4 separate regions of the Homo sapiens genome follow, and regions 2, 3 and 4 are each linked to region 1. The links are chromatin contacts, found by Hi-C in ENCODE. All regions are on one chromosome and are shown on one strand. The core of a region is the stretch at or near the end of the contact, and the rest is flanking DNA. Distances in the headings are between cores, read along the strand shown.

Evidence for each region. Hi-C counts contacts between places; a loop is a spot of excess contacts on that map. Pooled maps may share reads with other maps.
Region 2: a pooled map shows a loop between it and region 1 (4-fold over the local background). The contact joins the enhancer-like site here to the promoter of TPRKB in region 1. A Hi-C loop is called at or near these places in 7 of 50 pooled maps.
Region 3: a loop to region 1 is called in a map of CD4-positive, alpha-beta T cell, with 6 times the contacts of the local background. The contact joins the promoter of SFXN5 here to the promoter of TPRKB in region 1. A Hi-C loop is called at or near these places in 3 of 168 maps with a recorded cell type or tissue (CD4-positive, alpha-beta T cell, ascending aorta and gastrocnemius medialis), 3 of 37 single-sample maps with no recorded cell type and 16 of 50 pooled maps.
Region 4: a pooled map shows a loop between it and region 1 (4-fold over the local background). The contact joins the promoter of DOK1 here to the promoter of TPRKB in region 1. A Hi-C loop is called at or near these places in 4 of 50 pooled maps.

The regions. Positions count from the first base shown.
Region 1 is chr2:73,735,040-73,738,699 of GRCh38, forward strand. It overlaps TPRKB (TP53RK binding protein), which reads right to left and starts at 2,306. Exons shown (of 5, transcript NM_016058.5): 1 at 2,263-2,306. RefSeq lists enhancers at 2,568-2,647, 2,688-2,747.
Region 2 is chr2:74,569,602-74,573,318 of GRCh38, forward strand. The region is part of intron 7 of M1AP (meiosis 1 associated protein); the gene reads right to left. Among named protein-coding and RNA genes, the nearest start is that of DOK1, 17 kb to the left of the region's middle. RefSeq lists enhancers at 1,546-1,645, 2,643-2,852. Within about 2 kb of position 1,695, at least 3 of the 41 ENCODE cell types and tissues checked have a DNase peak (open chromatin) inside an H3K27ac peak, as active enhancers do.
Region 3 is chr2:73,069,740-73,073,144 of GRCh38, forward strand. It overlaps SFXN5 (sideroflexin 5), which reads right to left and starts at 1,973. Exons shown (of 14, transcript NM_144579.3): 1 at 1,865-1,973. The coding sequence starts at 1,966. RefSeq lists a silencer at 912-1,701 and enhancers at 1,842-1,891, 2,092-2,571.
Region 4 is chr2:74,553,301-74,556,868 of GRCh38, forward strand. DOK1 (docking protein 1) reads left to right here and starts at 1,420. Exons shown (of 5, transcript NM_001381.5): 1 at 1,420-1,514; 2 at 1,854-2,153; 3 at 2,275-2,368; 4 at 2,594-2,778; 5 at 3,008-3,568. The coding sequence starts at 1,455. LOXL3 (lysyl oxidase like 3) reads right to left here and starts at 642. Exons shown (of 14, transcript NM_032603.5): 1 at 576-642. RefSeq lists silencers at 1-36, 762-1,511 and enhancers at 1-36, 1,520-2,037, 1,662-1,721.

The DNA.
Region 1 (3,660 bases), core at 1,056-3,555:
TAAAGTAGGCTGGGTGCAGTGGCTCATGCCTGTAATCTCAGCACTCTGGGAGGCCGAGGCGAGCAGATCACCTGAGGTTGGGAGTTCGAGACCAGCCTGACCAACATGGAGAAACCCCGTCTCTACTAAAAATGCCAAAAAAATTAGCCAGGCATGGTGGCGCATGCCTGTAATCCCAGCTACTCAGGAGGCTGAGGCAGAAGAATCGCTTGAACCTGGGAGGCAGAGGTTGCAGTGAGCCGAGATCATACCATTGCACCCCAGCCTGGGCAACAAGAGTGAAACTCCGTCTCAAAAAAAAAAAAGAATAGGGGGAAGGGATAGCATTAGGAGATATACCTAATGTAAACGATGAGTTAATGGGTGCAGCATACAAACATGGCACATGTATACAGATGTAACAAACCTGCACGTTGTGCACATGTACCCTAGAACTTAAAGTATAAAAATAAAAAAAAAGGATAAAGTATCCCACTTGACCCAAAGATATTCATTCCACGCATGGAAATTAAGCAGAGAGGGTACAATTATTAAATAATCAATGTCGCTCCTTTCTTGGACATAAGCTTAACAAGAAAAGGATAGGTTATTATATATAAAGACATAAAAGAAACATAAAAGACAACTTGAATAACCAGAAAGACATGACCATATCTTTGAATGGAAAAACTATGTATTGCAAAAATTTCTTTAAAACAATTTCTATCAAATTCTTAATAAAATATTTTGGTGGGGCAATTTGAGACTCATTTTATCCTTTTACCTGGCAGATTATATTTCTAGAACTCTTTCTGATGGAAGTCATTAGGAATCCAATAATTATATAAGATGTTCCTCTCATTATTTTAACAGTAAAAAGTTGCAAATAACCTATCTAGCTAATGATGGGATTAGTTGTTATTTAACAACCATTAAAACATGTGGTCTTGACGGTGTGTAAAAACGGCAATAAATAACATTAAGTAAGTAAAAACATCTGAATGGAAAACAAAACACAAACTGGCCAAAATGTGGGTTTTTTAAAAGGCTTTTAAACAAATATTAAAAAGAAAATACACCAAAAAGTTAATGTTATCTCTTATTTAGAATTAATTTGACTTTTTCTGTTACAAACAGAAAAAAATATATTTGTGAACGATATCCTGGCACACAGTTCAATCATTAGTCATGCTAAGGTGGAAAAAATGGATACAGAAAGACATAATCAGTAGGATCCCAATTATATAAAAAGATACACATATTTTTTTAAAATACATGAAAGAAACACTAAAATATGACCATCTTGGGTAGTGAGGTTATGAGGTGATTTTTATTGTCCTTTATATAAAAGAAAATATTTTGTTATGTATGTTCTGAATTTTCTACAGTAAGCACACAAAACATGAGTACACATAATAAGAAAGGAAAAAAACGTGCTTTTTAACACTGAGTGGGGGGAAGAACCCTTAGAAAACTTCAAAATAGTTTGTTCTTGTTTAGCGTAATTTACTCACTCAGGTCAGAAACTTGGAATCATCGTTGAGACCCAACCTGTCACTCAAATCCTATATCTAATCCGTAAAGTCCTGAATTTTCACCTGCTAAATATACTTTTGATTCGTCCACTTCTCTCCCATACGCTAGGTCACATCGCTCATCTACAGCAGTAGCCTTCTGAGTGGTTTCTCACAATTCCTGCCCTCCTATAATCCAGTCGTCACCAGCAGTTACAGTGATCCTTTCAAAATGTACATCAGATCTTGTCATTCTGCTGCTCTTATGATAAAGCCCCAACTTTGTGTCACGGTGTTCCACACTCTACGATCTGGTCCCTGCCTCTCCTCTTCTGCTACCGCCGCAATGGCCTTCTCTAAGCTCAAGTCACCAACCTTTCTCCCCGATTCTGCCCTATCGGACAGGTAGTTCCCTCTCTCCTTTCATCTCCGCCTGACGCACTCCTCCCTCCCTTCAACTCCATTTGGAGTCCATTTACTACAGCGCCCAGAACCCCGGCACTACGGCTCTTTTTAGTCTGAGGACTAGCTCCTTTTTGGGCCCAATCACAACTCTGAAGAATCCTGCGCCTATCCGCTGCATGTCTCCTCACTAAACTATTTCTTGAGGGGACAGCCTGACTCTATCATTCTCGTGCTGCATTCCCAGGGGCTGGCCTCGTTGCCGCTTGAGAAATACCAACCGCAGCCGTTGTCCCAAAGACACTACTAAAACTGCCCGGACCCTCCCGCTCCCGAGCCTGCCCGTTAGAGCGCAAGGAAAACTCACCATCCGGCCCCCAGTGCGTCTCGGAAGAGCTCCCGCTCCGAAACAAAGCTCACAACTTCCGGAAGCGATGGCCAATCCCCGTCTTCTTCGAGCCAGTTTCCGGATAGGCCGGCTCGGGGTGGCCATCTGTTTCCGGGTCCTGGTAGGAGGGGTGCTTCCGCCCATGGTCCCGCCCATTCTTCCGCCTCCCCAACCTGGGTCCCGTCAACGGACGCGAAGGAGAACAGGGGCTGTATATCACTTCCGGCGAAGGAAATGGAAGAATCTATGGGCTGGGACCGGAAGCTGGGGTCTGGTTTTGAGTCTCGGCTTTGTCTTAACCTGTGTTGGGCGTTGCACCGGGCGACCTCAGTTTCTTCCTGTACAAGGAAAAGTACTGACCAAAATGAGTTCTACATACATTTCCGCTGCTGGAGATTTCTTTGGTTTTTGAGACAGAGTCTTGCTCTGTTACTCAGGCTGGAGTGCTGTGGTGCAATCTCGGCTCACTGCAACCTCCGCGTCCCGGTTCAAGCCATTCTCCTGCCTCAGCCTCCCGAGCAGCTGGGACTACAGGCACCCGCCACCACGCCCCGCTAATTTTTTGTATTTTTAGTAGAGACGGGGTTTCACCGTGTTAGCTAGGATGGTCTGGATCACCTGACCTCGTGATCCACCCGCCTTGGCCTCCCAAGGAGCTGGGATTAGTTCTTTTTCTGGGCCATGTCTCCTGTGACACTTTGGACTTTTGAGTTTAATGCTGGAACAAGTTAAAATTTTGGTAGGTGATTGGGAAGGCATGATTATGTTTTGCAATGTCAGAAGGACATGAGATTTGGGGGTCCAGGGATGGATTGAATATATGTCCCTGCCAAATCTCATGTTGAATTGTCCCCATTTTTGGAGGTGGGACCTGATGGGAGGTGTTTGGGTCATGGAAGTGGATCTCTCATGGCTTGGTGTCTTTGCAATAGTGAGTGAGTGCCAGGAAGATGTGGTTATTTAGAAGTGTGTGGCACCCTCCAACACAGTCTCTTGGTCCAGTTCTCACCATGTGATGTGCCTGCTCTCTCTTCTCCTTCTGCCAATAGTAAAAGCTCCCTGGGGCCTCCTCAGAGGCCAAACAGATGGTGGTACTATGCTTCCTGTACAGCCTGCAGAAACATGAGCCAATTTAACCTCGTTTCTATATAAATTACCCAGTCTCAGGTATTTCTTTGTGGCAATGCAACAGCCTAATTGCAGGGGGCAGGGGCAGGGGGAAGAGGTGGGGAGGCATGACACACTGGGCTAAAACATGAAGAACATTCGGCCAGGTGCGGTGGCTCACGCCTGTAATCCCAACACTTTGGGAGGCCGAGGCAGGCAGATCACCTGAAGTCGGGAGTTCGAGACCAGCTTGACCAACGTGGAGAAACC
Region 2 (3,717 bases), core at 445-2,944, 830 kb after region 1:
TAACCTCAGTTGATCTGCCCACCTCTGCCTCCCAAAGTGCTGGGATTACAGGTGTGAGTCACTGTGCCCAGCCCTCCCTCACTCTACTTCTATTGATTAAAGGAGAAGCCTTATCAGCTTTATTTCTTAGTATTTTAAATAGGTAGAAAGAGACAGGACCTGAGAGAGAGGAGGACTACATTATGTCAGAGAGGCTAAGTCAATTTATAATATATGGCTGAGAGAGGGAGGAAGAGGATTGAGAGAGAACAGGGACTGAGGAGGTAGAGATAATTTGTGTGTGTGTGTGTATGTGTGTGTGTGCATGCGTGTGTGTGTGTGTGTGTGTGTGTGAAAGGTTCTAGGAACAGCTTCAGGTTAGAGATAATTGAGGAGTGGGGGAAGAAAATTTGAGAAATGTCATTATGGGTTATGAACTAGATCCTTTTTGGTGTCCTTTGAATACACAAATCACTTTAAAATTTACTTTTGGGCCTCTGATAGTGCTTCCATATATGCCATTTGTGCAGAGACTAAGCCACGTAGGGGCCATTAAATTTGTTAGGGTTACAAATAGATGAATACACCAATACTTAGTGAGGGTAAGCAAGTTGCCTAAGTTCACACAGTCGGGAAATAAAAAAAGCGTCAGGAACCTAAGGCCGTCTGATTCCACAGTCCAGGATTTTCCTGGACAACACAAATTATATTTTACTACAACATATTAGAAAACTGCCTTGCCTTGACTCCTCCAAAAAGAGAAGTAAGAAAGGGGGGAATTTCTATTCTGGGCCTAAATTTGACCAAAGCCTAGGAATTGGTTAGTAAAGTGGGGAAGCGATAGAAAAGGCACTATGTCAATCTGGAGTTTGGGTAGTCAAATTATATCTGAGACTTTAATCTCAAACATAGGATCCTATATTTAAAAACCTATTTGAAATATGTTTTTCTCCAAAAAGAAACAGCATACAAATGTCTAATGACAAGTGGAAGAAACTAGAGAGCTCCCATTCAAGAAGTACCATTTGAGTTTGGTCTTTCAGGATAGGGTAGGATTTGAACACACAGAGATGAGAGAAAGGTCAACATGAGCAAAGGCTCAAAGGTGGAAAAATTTAAGGTTTCTGTATTAATTTGGTTGGAGTGTATGGTACATGAAGGGGAATAATGGGAGATAAGGTGGGACCTTGAATATTAGGCTAAGGAATATGGACTTTATGGATAAACAATAGTAAGCCACAAAGTATTTTTCAGCTGAGTAGTGGCAGAATCAGTGCTGAATCAGATTAATCAAAAGATTAATCTGTTGGCATTATGTGAAATGGACTAGGAATGGGAAGCACTAAAAAAGCATTGAGACAAGTTGAGAGATTATTGCAGTATTAAAGGAAAGGTTAAAAGGGCTTGAATTAGGATAGTGATAACAGATGCTATAGGGATAGAATAGGCAAGGTGTAATACGTGATTGAGTATTGATACATAGAAAAACATGTGATAGGGGAATGCTTCAAGGAGATTAAGCTAGTGCCAATGTGCAGGGAAAACCAGAAGAGAGAGAGATTGGAGGCAGGGAAGCCAGTTAGGAGTTTACTGAAGAAGTCTTGGTGAGACAAGCAGTGGGAACAGGAAGTAAAGGAGAGTTACAACTCATGTTATGAGTGGAAAATTGATATGACTTAGTGATGGAGTAGGTGTAAAGGGTGAGATGGCTGAAAGTGACTGAGGTTTCAAGCCTGGGTGACTAGACAATGGCGGTGCTGCTATTAACAGAAAGGCAGAAGTTAGAATGAGAAGTTGGCTGGAGGGGAACATTACAGTGAAAAACAGAAGGCAAGAGAGTTAAATATGGAGCTGACTTGAAATCAGATTTTAAAAGAACATATGAAAAAGGTATATGAAAGAATAAAAAACCAAAGATGGAGTTAAAGAAGCATGGCAAACTTGTAAAAATAGGCTTAGGAGGTTAAAACCCTAAATAAGTCTCGTCACACTTAAAAATATTTGTGTTGAATTAATGAGCTGAAGTTTGTGAAAAGTTTGTACTCTATAACATACTGCCATTCAGGATTTTTGCTGCTTGGAGAAAATGTCATGTGAAAAACAAGAAGGAAGAGGCATTTAAACACTGTTTTGCGGCCAGGCACGGTGGCTCACACCTGTAATCCCAACACTTTGGGAGGCTGAGGTGGGCAGATCAACTGAGGTTGGGAGTTTGCGACCAGCCTGACCAACATGGAGAAACCCCGTCTCTACTAAAAATAAAAAATTAGCCAGATGTGGTGGTGCATGCCTGTAATCCCAGCTACTCGGGAGGCTGAGGCAGGAAAATTGTTTGAACCCAGGAGGTGGAGGTTGTGATGAGCCAAGATTGTGCCATTGCACTCCAGGCCTGGGCAACAAGAGCGAAACTCCGTCTCAAAAAAAAAAAAAAAAAGAAAGAAAACTGTTTTGCTGCTGTCTTTTCCAGAATAGGAGAGTGGTCTTTAATCTAGATGAGGTGGACCAAACGGAGTAAAGAGAACAGCAGTACAAGATGAGTAAGCCGTTGTTATGAGTACTGTGCCATTTTAAGTGAGTTCAACTCCGCTGAAGTACAGAAGCATAGGGTGTAAGTGAAGGAGAATTAGCTTCAGTGTTATAGTCTGTATTTATCTGGCTACATCCAGAGTAGGGAATTTAGCAAAGAAGTTAAAAACATGGGCTTTGTAGTCAACAGAACTAGGTTCAAATTCTTTTTAAATTTTCTTTCTTTCCCACCCCCCCTAAGCAGTGTCTCCCTCTGTCGCCCAGAGTGCAGTGGTGCGATCATGGGTCACTGCAGCCTTGAACTCCTGGGCTCAGGCAAGCCTTCCACCTCAGACTCCCGAGTAGCTGGGACTACAGGTGTGAGTCATTGCTCCTGGCTAATTTCTTAATTTTTAATAGAGACAGGGTCTCACTCTGTTTCTCAGGCTAGTCTTGAATTCCTGGGCACAAGTGATCCTTCTGCCTTGGCCTCCTAAAGTGTTGGGATTACATGTGTGAGCTAGGTCCTCAAACTCTGACAAGACTACTTTGGTAGCTGTGTGACCTTAGGTAACTTACTTGGTCTTTTTAGGCCTCAGCCTCCTCCATCTGCAAAAGTTGGGATAACAATCTCTACTTCAGATTATTGTGAGGATTAAATGAGGTAAAGTATGCAAAACACTTGGTTAAGTGACTACCACTTAGTAAATGCTCCAAAATATGGGTATCTACTAGTGACAGGTCAACTACATCCCTGCCCTTTTCCAAGACAGAAGACTAACAAAGAAAAGGTCTCTTCATCTCTACAACAGTGCTTGGCATACAGTGGTGAGTAAATATTTGATAAATAAATAGACAGATAGATAAATACAGATCCTCAAACCCTGAGTTTAGTGGCAGGGAGACTCTAATCTCGTGTATGTAAGCCAGGATGGAAGGGAATACTTTTTCCCATCCTTATTATTACTATTTTTTTTTTGAGACAGAGTCTCACACTGTTGCCCAGGCTGGAGTGCAGTGGCACGATTTCGGCTCACTGCAACCTCCGCCTCCCAGGTTCAAGCGATTCTCCTGCCTCAGCCTCCCAAGTAGCTGGGATTACAGGCATCTGCCACCACGCCCAGCTAATTTTTTATTTTATTTTATTTTTAGTAGAGACAGGGCTTCATCATGTTGGCCAGGCTGGTCTCGAACACCTGACCTTGTGATCCACTCACTTCGGCCTCCCAAAGT
Region 3 (3,405 bases), core at 723-3,222, 670 kb before region 1:
AGACGTATTTGATAAATGTCTGTTAGGTCACTGAATGTCCCTAGTGCCACATACAGATAACAGACACCAGGACAAAAAGAAAAAGAAAAAAAAAAAGGAAACACAAATCTTTTACTCGGCACATTACTATATGCCTAACCTGTCTCCATCAGGGTAAGACAGAGGCAGAGAAGGGCAAGATCAGCCCCTTCTTGCAAAAGGCCTACAGGGGGTTTGAGGAAACCAAGTCGTCACACAGCAAACATTTAGAAGACCACAGGGCAGACTGTATGGAGAGCTATGAGGATCTGACTCAGGTGGCCAAAGAGATGTGCAGGAGGAAGCCTGCGATCTGATGGGACCAGAGAAGAAGGGAGCAAGTGTTTGCCAGAGAGGCAGGCCCGACTGAGCCTTTAAGAACGAGCAGAATGGGGGTGGGAGCGGGGACAGGCAATGTAATAAGGTCACTCAAGTCCAGGCAGGGACACCCCGACACTCTCGCCCTAGATGGCCTCCTACACTGGAAGGAAGATGCCAGTCTCGCCTCGGATACCTACATGCTGAGATGGCCTACTTTTAAAAGGAATTAAAGTCCTGTTAAGAAACACTGGGGACATTTTTTTCAGACGGCTCAGGAGCCAAGTTCCCTAATTATCAGCAAAGCTCGGGGCACCCCCTTGCTGGAACCAGTCCCCTTCCACCACAACAACAAAAAAAGAAAAAAAAAGCCACCGCACCGACCTTAGCACAATTTCCTTTCTTCCTTCAAAGTTCTTTTCTGGCCGCCTCGGCTGCCGCCCACCCCTGGCAAGCCCCGGTTCACTTCAGCGGTCTCTCTGCCTGTTTCCTAATAAATTCCGTCTCATTGGTGCGGGAGGCGCGGGAGCCCGAGGGTCTGCGGCGCGGGAGCGGCCCCTCCCCGGCTCCGGTCTCCGGGCCCAACCAGGCGCCCGGGCTCCGCGTTCCACCCCCGCCTCCGCAGTCTAGGGCCGAGTCGGCGACGCCCCAGAGGAGGTCCCGGAGGGAAAGGACCCCTGTCGCCGTGCCCCGAAGAGCCTGAGCGGGTGTGCCCAGAGCCAGTCCCCGGCGGCGCGGGGGCCCGGGCGCGGGAGACCCTCCGCGGAGAACACAGCGAGGAAGAGGCTGGGGGGGGGTTCCCAGGCGGCAGCCCCTCGGAGGGACGACGGCCCCAGGGGATGACACAGCGTTTCCCCCGCACGCCCTGGCTGCGTCCCCTCAGGGCATCGGCCGGCTTGCTGCGTCAGCGAATCCTCAGCCCGAGATGGAGAGCAGGGACGGGGGACGCCGGACCGCCGCTCGCCTCGGCACTCGCCCCCTCAACCTGCTGCGCGCGCCGAGCCCGGCTTGGGGGCCAGGGCTGGGGAGTGACCGCGGGGCGCGACGCTGCCCGGCGGCACCGCCAGCAGCTCGAAAGGAACGTCAGTCCCCACCGGGGGAAAAAGTTAGAAGGCATCCCGGCCACGCCAACTTCCCATCCAGGGCCAGACTAGAACTTTGCGTCCCGGGCGGGCAGCTGCACAACCCGGAGCGACCCTGAGCAGCCGCTCGAAGCCGGGCGCTCGGGACCTTGACCGCAGCCGCCGGTGGCCAATCACAGGGCGCCGCGGGCGGGAAAGGCTAGAGGGCGCGGGCAGTCGGGGAGTGACGGCGCCAAGGGCCAATAGGAAGCCAAGATGGGAGTCCGCGCCCGCCCCGTTGACCAATGGGAAAAGGGTGACTGTGACCGAGGTTCCCCCCCTGGCGCTAGCTGCAGGCTCCGCTGGCCGCGGGTGGGAGACCCTTGGGCGGAAGGGGACTTTGGAGGGGAGTTTGCTCGTCCTCTCTTTGCCACCCGCCGGCCCGCAGACCACAGCCCGGTCCTCACCTGCTGGAAGCGGGGTTTGCCCAGTTGGAAAGGAGGTGCATCGCTCGAGGCGCTAGCGGCACTAGCCGCCGCCGCCGATGCTGTAGTCGCTGTATCCGCCATGGCCACTGACGCCCGCAATCTCCGGCCCTTTTAAAATGTCCCTCCTCGGCCCCCGCCACAGCTGCCTCTCCCGATTGGCCCTAATCAACCGCAGCGAGCGGGAGGCGCAAGGCGTTGTGGGGAGTGTAGTTTTTCGCGTCGCGGCGCTTACAACCGTAGACTGCGGAGAGTTGCGGCCGTCCGGAGAGGTCTCGGTGCCCGCTGTCCGCGTTGCAAGGTGCAAGGTCGGCAGTCCAGGAAAGGTGTTCCTGTACGACGACCACGGGCCACCCCTCGCTGCTTAGTTGCCCCCAGAAGTTAGAGTTGCTGCCGTGGGCGTCGCTCCTGGGGCCAGGCAGCGCAGAAGGGTCCCATTCAAGGGGGAACCTGGGACCAGATGGGCAAAGACTCCAGGCGGAGTAGGGTTAACCTCGGAAGGCTTTCTCCAAGGAGTTGCACTGCGGACCTTCTCGTACTTTCCTCCGTCGCCACCCTGCCCACTCGTCCTGTGCTCTCCGGCTGCCCTGACACTCAGTTCCTGGAGCATGCTGGGGCCTGCCCGCCTCCCGACCCCTGAACATTCTGTACCCGGAAGACTAAATCTTCGCCTGATGCTGGCTTTCTGGCTTTAGCCTAAACATTGCATTTCCCAGTCCATCACTCTGCTTGCACAAAATCCCACAGAGGCTCCGTGGCACCCAGCACTTCTCTTTTGCACTCACAACTACTTACTGTTCTGGACAGTCTTTCTTACTGTAAAGTTCACAGGGCAGGGGCTATGACTTTTTGATTCACTTCAGTTTTCAGAGCCAGACATAAAAGGGCTCACAGTAGAGACTCAAATAAGTGTTGGCTGTGAGTTCATCAGTGGGGGATTAAGAGCCCTGGCAGCTTTCACCTTGTCTGGCCAACCAAGGAAGATCCCTCCTGGGCCTAATTCCTGGGCAGGAGGAGAACTTGGGACTAGGGTGGGTGGGGAGGGTGTTAGGTAAGGGGGAGTATTACAGATTGTGGAGTAAGGATCAGTATGGATAATAAACACATACAGTTGTAGAATGGATTAGCTGAAGATTCCCAGCTGAATTACCTGGTCAGTGAGCCAGACTTCGGGAGCTGCCTGTTTTGCCCAAGATGACAGTAGAAATATTTGGTCTTCTAGGGAACTCCACTTTGGGTCTCATTAGTCTCGTGGTGGAGTGCAGGGTTGGCTCATGTCTGCCAGTGTTTCTGGACACTACATGAGCTGTAGCAGTCAAAGTTTTTCATCCTCTAGTAGTTGAACCACAAGAAACACTTTTCATAAAGCTAGGGGGAGATTCTAGCTAGCCACGAAGAACAATTTGTATCTTGGATTTGTATCTTATCTTAGAGATTCTATCTAGCCATGAAGAACTATTTGTATCTTGGATTTGTATCTTATCTTCCCCTGCTAGACCATGCAACTTGAGAATAGGAATCCA
Region 4 (3,568 bases), core at 170-2,669, 820 kb after region 1:
GAAGGCTGGCACCAAAGCTCGCCTGGAGAACCTGCTGCACGCCCTCCCCAACACGCAGGCTCTCAGATGCCCTGCAGGGTCAAGAGGCCCAGGAGGGCCAGGCCTCAAGGCTGGGCGGGGGATGGGGTAGGGTTGTCCCAGCCTCCTGCCAACACCACCATCCCTGTCACCGGGCAACGGGAGGCCAGGCGCTATGGCTCCTCAGCCAAGGCCTTCTCTGCCTAGGGCTGAGAACAGCCCCTCTACAGCAAGCCCCCGTCAACATGCTTCCCCCAACCCAAACAATCAATCCAACAAGGCAGCTTTGTTCTGGGTTGGGGACCCAGGGGCAGCGCCTCCCGGAGGAGCCCCCTCCCTTAGGGCGCTCCTGGCGGCCCTGTTCGAACACCCGTAGCCCCCGCCTCCGGTATGTGCCTCCTCCGTGTACTCTGTCTCACTTGCCCTTTGACAAGAATCAAACTCTCAGTTGGGTGGCTTCCCCTCGACTCCATCCCACACCACCCGTTTTCCCTGGTCCCTCCACATCCTCTCCATCCCCTACTCATTCCCTCTGCGGTTAGCGTGACTCCCCCTACCTTGGCCGAGCAGGACCCTAAGGGCTGGGAGAAGAGTGCTGGTCCTGGAGATCAGTCCTAGGACTTCCAAAAAAAAAAAAAAATGCTCGGCCAGGGGAGACTGGACCCCCCTCTCTCCCCCTTCTCCGTTCGTCCCTCCCACATCCCCCTGAGCCCTCCCACATTCCGCCTTCTCCTTCCATTCCTCCCGGCCAGTTCCCTCCTCTCCTCCTCTGGGTCCTCCCTCCCCGTGGAGCTGGCCACTGCCGCGCCCCCTCCCCCTCCCTGGCCCTCCCGGCTCGTTCAATGAAGCTTTCTCTTCCCGCGGCATGGAGGCCAGGCCTCTGCGGTCAGGGAGCTGACATGCAAGCGGCGGCCGGGCGGCGGGGCGGCCCCGGTGGTGGCGGGAAGCGGTTCAACCCCAGCCCTCCCTCCGAGTCCCGGGCCAGCGGAGTCTAAACAGCCCGGCTCGGGCGGGGCTGGGGGCGGGCCCGGCCAGGGTAAATAAAGCCCCGGAGGCCCGTGTGGGTCTCTCCGGTGCCCGGGGCGCTTTCGGGGTGATGTCATGGCTTTCACTCTGACGTCACCTTGGGCATATGACGTCACGCGCAGCCACCACGCCCAGAGGCCAGGGCCCTCGCGCCAAAACCGAGGACTTTCGGTGGAGCCACTGGCGCGCCCCCACGACGGCGGGTAGGGGCCTGGGGTGCTGCAGCTCCCGGCTAATCCGGGGGTCTCCACCATTCCTTCTCGCTCCTCTCCCTCACCCCACCGCGACCCCCCCAGCGGCTGCCGGCGGGGGCCGGGGAGGGGCGGAAACTCCTCCAGGGAACCCGGCCCCGCCTCCCGCCCCGCCTCCCGCCGCAGGGCCAGGAAGCGCGGAAGGAACCGCCGGGGGCCATGGACGGAGCAGTGATGGAAGGGCCGCTTTTTTTGCAGAGTCAGCGCTTTGGGACCAAGGTAGTCTGGCGCATGGATGCCGAACCTTATCCGGGCTAGTAGTGGGTGAGAGAGCCCAGAAACAGGGAGAGGTGGGCAGCGGGCTGGAGAGCGGCGCCGGGAGTTGGAGAGCCTGTGACTTTCCCGTGAAGTTGCTTTGCACACTCCCGGGAAGCGTCTGTAGTCTAGGGGTTCTGGTCCTGGGGAGACGGAGTGGCATCGTCCTTGGGAAACTTCGCCCCCAACCCCGTTTGGAAGCCCCAGATCCCAAATCGACTTGCGCCGCAACCTCCTTCCCCGTCGGGACCCGGGCCGCCTGCGCACGCCACTCCCTCTCGAGCACTCTCTCTCTCTCCCTAGAGGTGGAGGAAGACCTGGGCCGTGCTCTACCCGGCCAGTCCCCACGGCGTAGCGCGGCTCGAGTTCTTTGACCATAAGGGGTCGAGCTCTGGGGGTGGCCGAGGGAGCTCGCGCCGCCTGGACTGCAAAGTGATCCGTCTGGCTGAGTGTGTGAGTGTGGCCCCCGTCACCGTGGAGACCCCCCCTGAGCCCGGCGCCACTGCCTTCCGCCTGGACACTGCTCAGCGCTCGCACCTGCTGGCGGCCGACGCGCCGTCCAGTGCAGCCTGGGTGCAGACGCTGTGCCGAAACGCCTTTCCGGTGAGGAGCTGCGGCGATGCGGGGTGGGGGCAGTTACAGAGGCAGAGAAATGGGGCTGCCTCAGACCGACCCCCGCTCCCCGCTGAGGAAATTACGGGTTTCTCGATGCTCTCTACTACAGAAAGGCAGCTGGACTCTGGCGCCTACCGATAACCCACCTAAGCTTTCTGCCCTGGAGATGCTGGAGAACTCCTTGTACAGCCCTACCTGGGAAGGTAGACGCCTCAGAAGCCCGGGCAGGGATGGAGTGAAGAGGAGGAGGGCCGAGGGCCTTTGGGAAGTGGGTGGATACCCAGGGGCCCATGGGGAAGTAAGAAGTAGGAAGGCCCTGAGATCTGGCTTCCGAGTGAGTGCTTGGACACTATGCTCATGAGTCCTCTGGGTCCCCACTGCTGCCCCCGTCCCTCCCCCGCAGCTGTCTAATCGTGTATGCCTTCCAGGATCCCAATTCTGGGTAACGGTGCAGAGGACTGAGGCCGCCGAGCGCTGTGGCCTGCATGGCTCCTACGTGCTGAGGGTGGAGGCTGAAAGGCTGACTCTCCTGACCGTGGGGGCCCAGAGTCAGATACTGGAGCCACTCCTGTCCTGGCCCTACACTCTGTTGCGTCGCTATGGCCGGGACAAGGTGCAGGGGCTGTCCGGGAGGGCTTCCTGGGTTGGGCAGCTGTGGGAGGGGTGGGGCAGGACAGAAAGTGGGAAGCTCTGACCTTTGGATCCCCCTTTCTTGCCTACCCGGTGACCCCGCGTCTGTTCGCAGGTGGTCTCTTCTTTGTAGATACCCTAACTAGTGCAGGCGTGTGACTCACTTCCTCTGATGGCTCCTGGTAATGTGTTTCCCCCTCTACCCTCCTTAGGTCATGTTCTCTTTCGAGGCCGGCCGCCGCTGCCCCTCAGGCCCTGGAACCTTCACCTTCCAGACGGCACAGGGAAATGACATCTTCCAGGCAGTTGAGACTGCCATCCACCGGCAGAAGGCCCAGGGAAAGGCCGGACAGGGGCACGATGTTCTCAGAGCTGACTCCCATGAAGGGGAGGTGGCAGAGGGGAAGTTGCCTTCCCCACCTGGCCCCCAAGAGCTCCTCGACAGTCCCCCAGCCCTGTATGCTGAGCCCTTAGACTCCCTGCGCATTGCTCCATGCCCTTCCCAGGACTCCCTATACTCAGACCCCTTGGACAGCACGTCTGCTCAGGCAGGAGAGGGAGTACAACGGAAGAAACCTCTCTATTGGGACTTGTATGAGCATGCGCAGCAGCAGTTGCTGAAGGCCAAGCTGACAGACCCCAAAGAGGATCCCATCTATGATGAACCTGAGGGCCTGGCCCCAGTCCCTCCCCAGGGCCTTTATGATCTGCCTCGGGAGCCCAAGGATGCATGGTGGTGCCAAGCTCGGGTGAAGGAGGAGGGCTATGAGCTC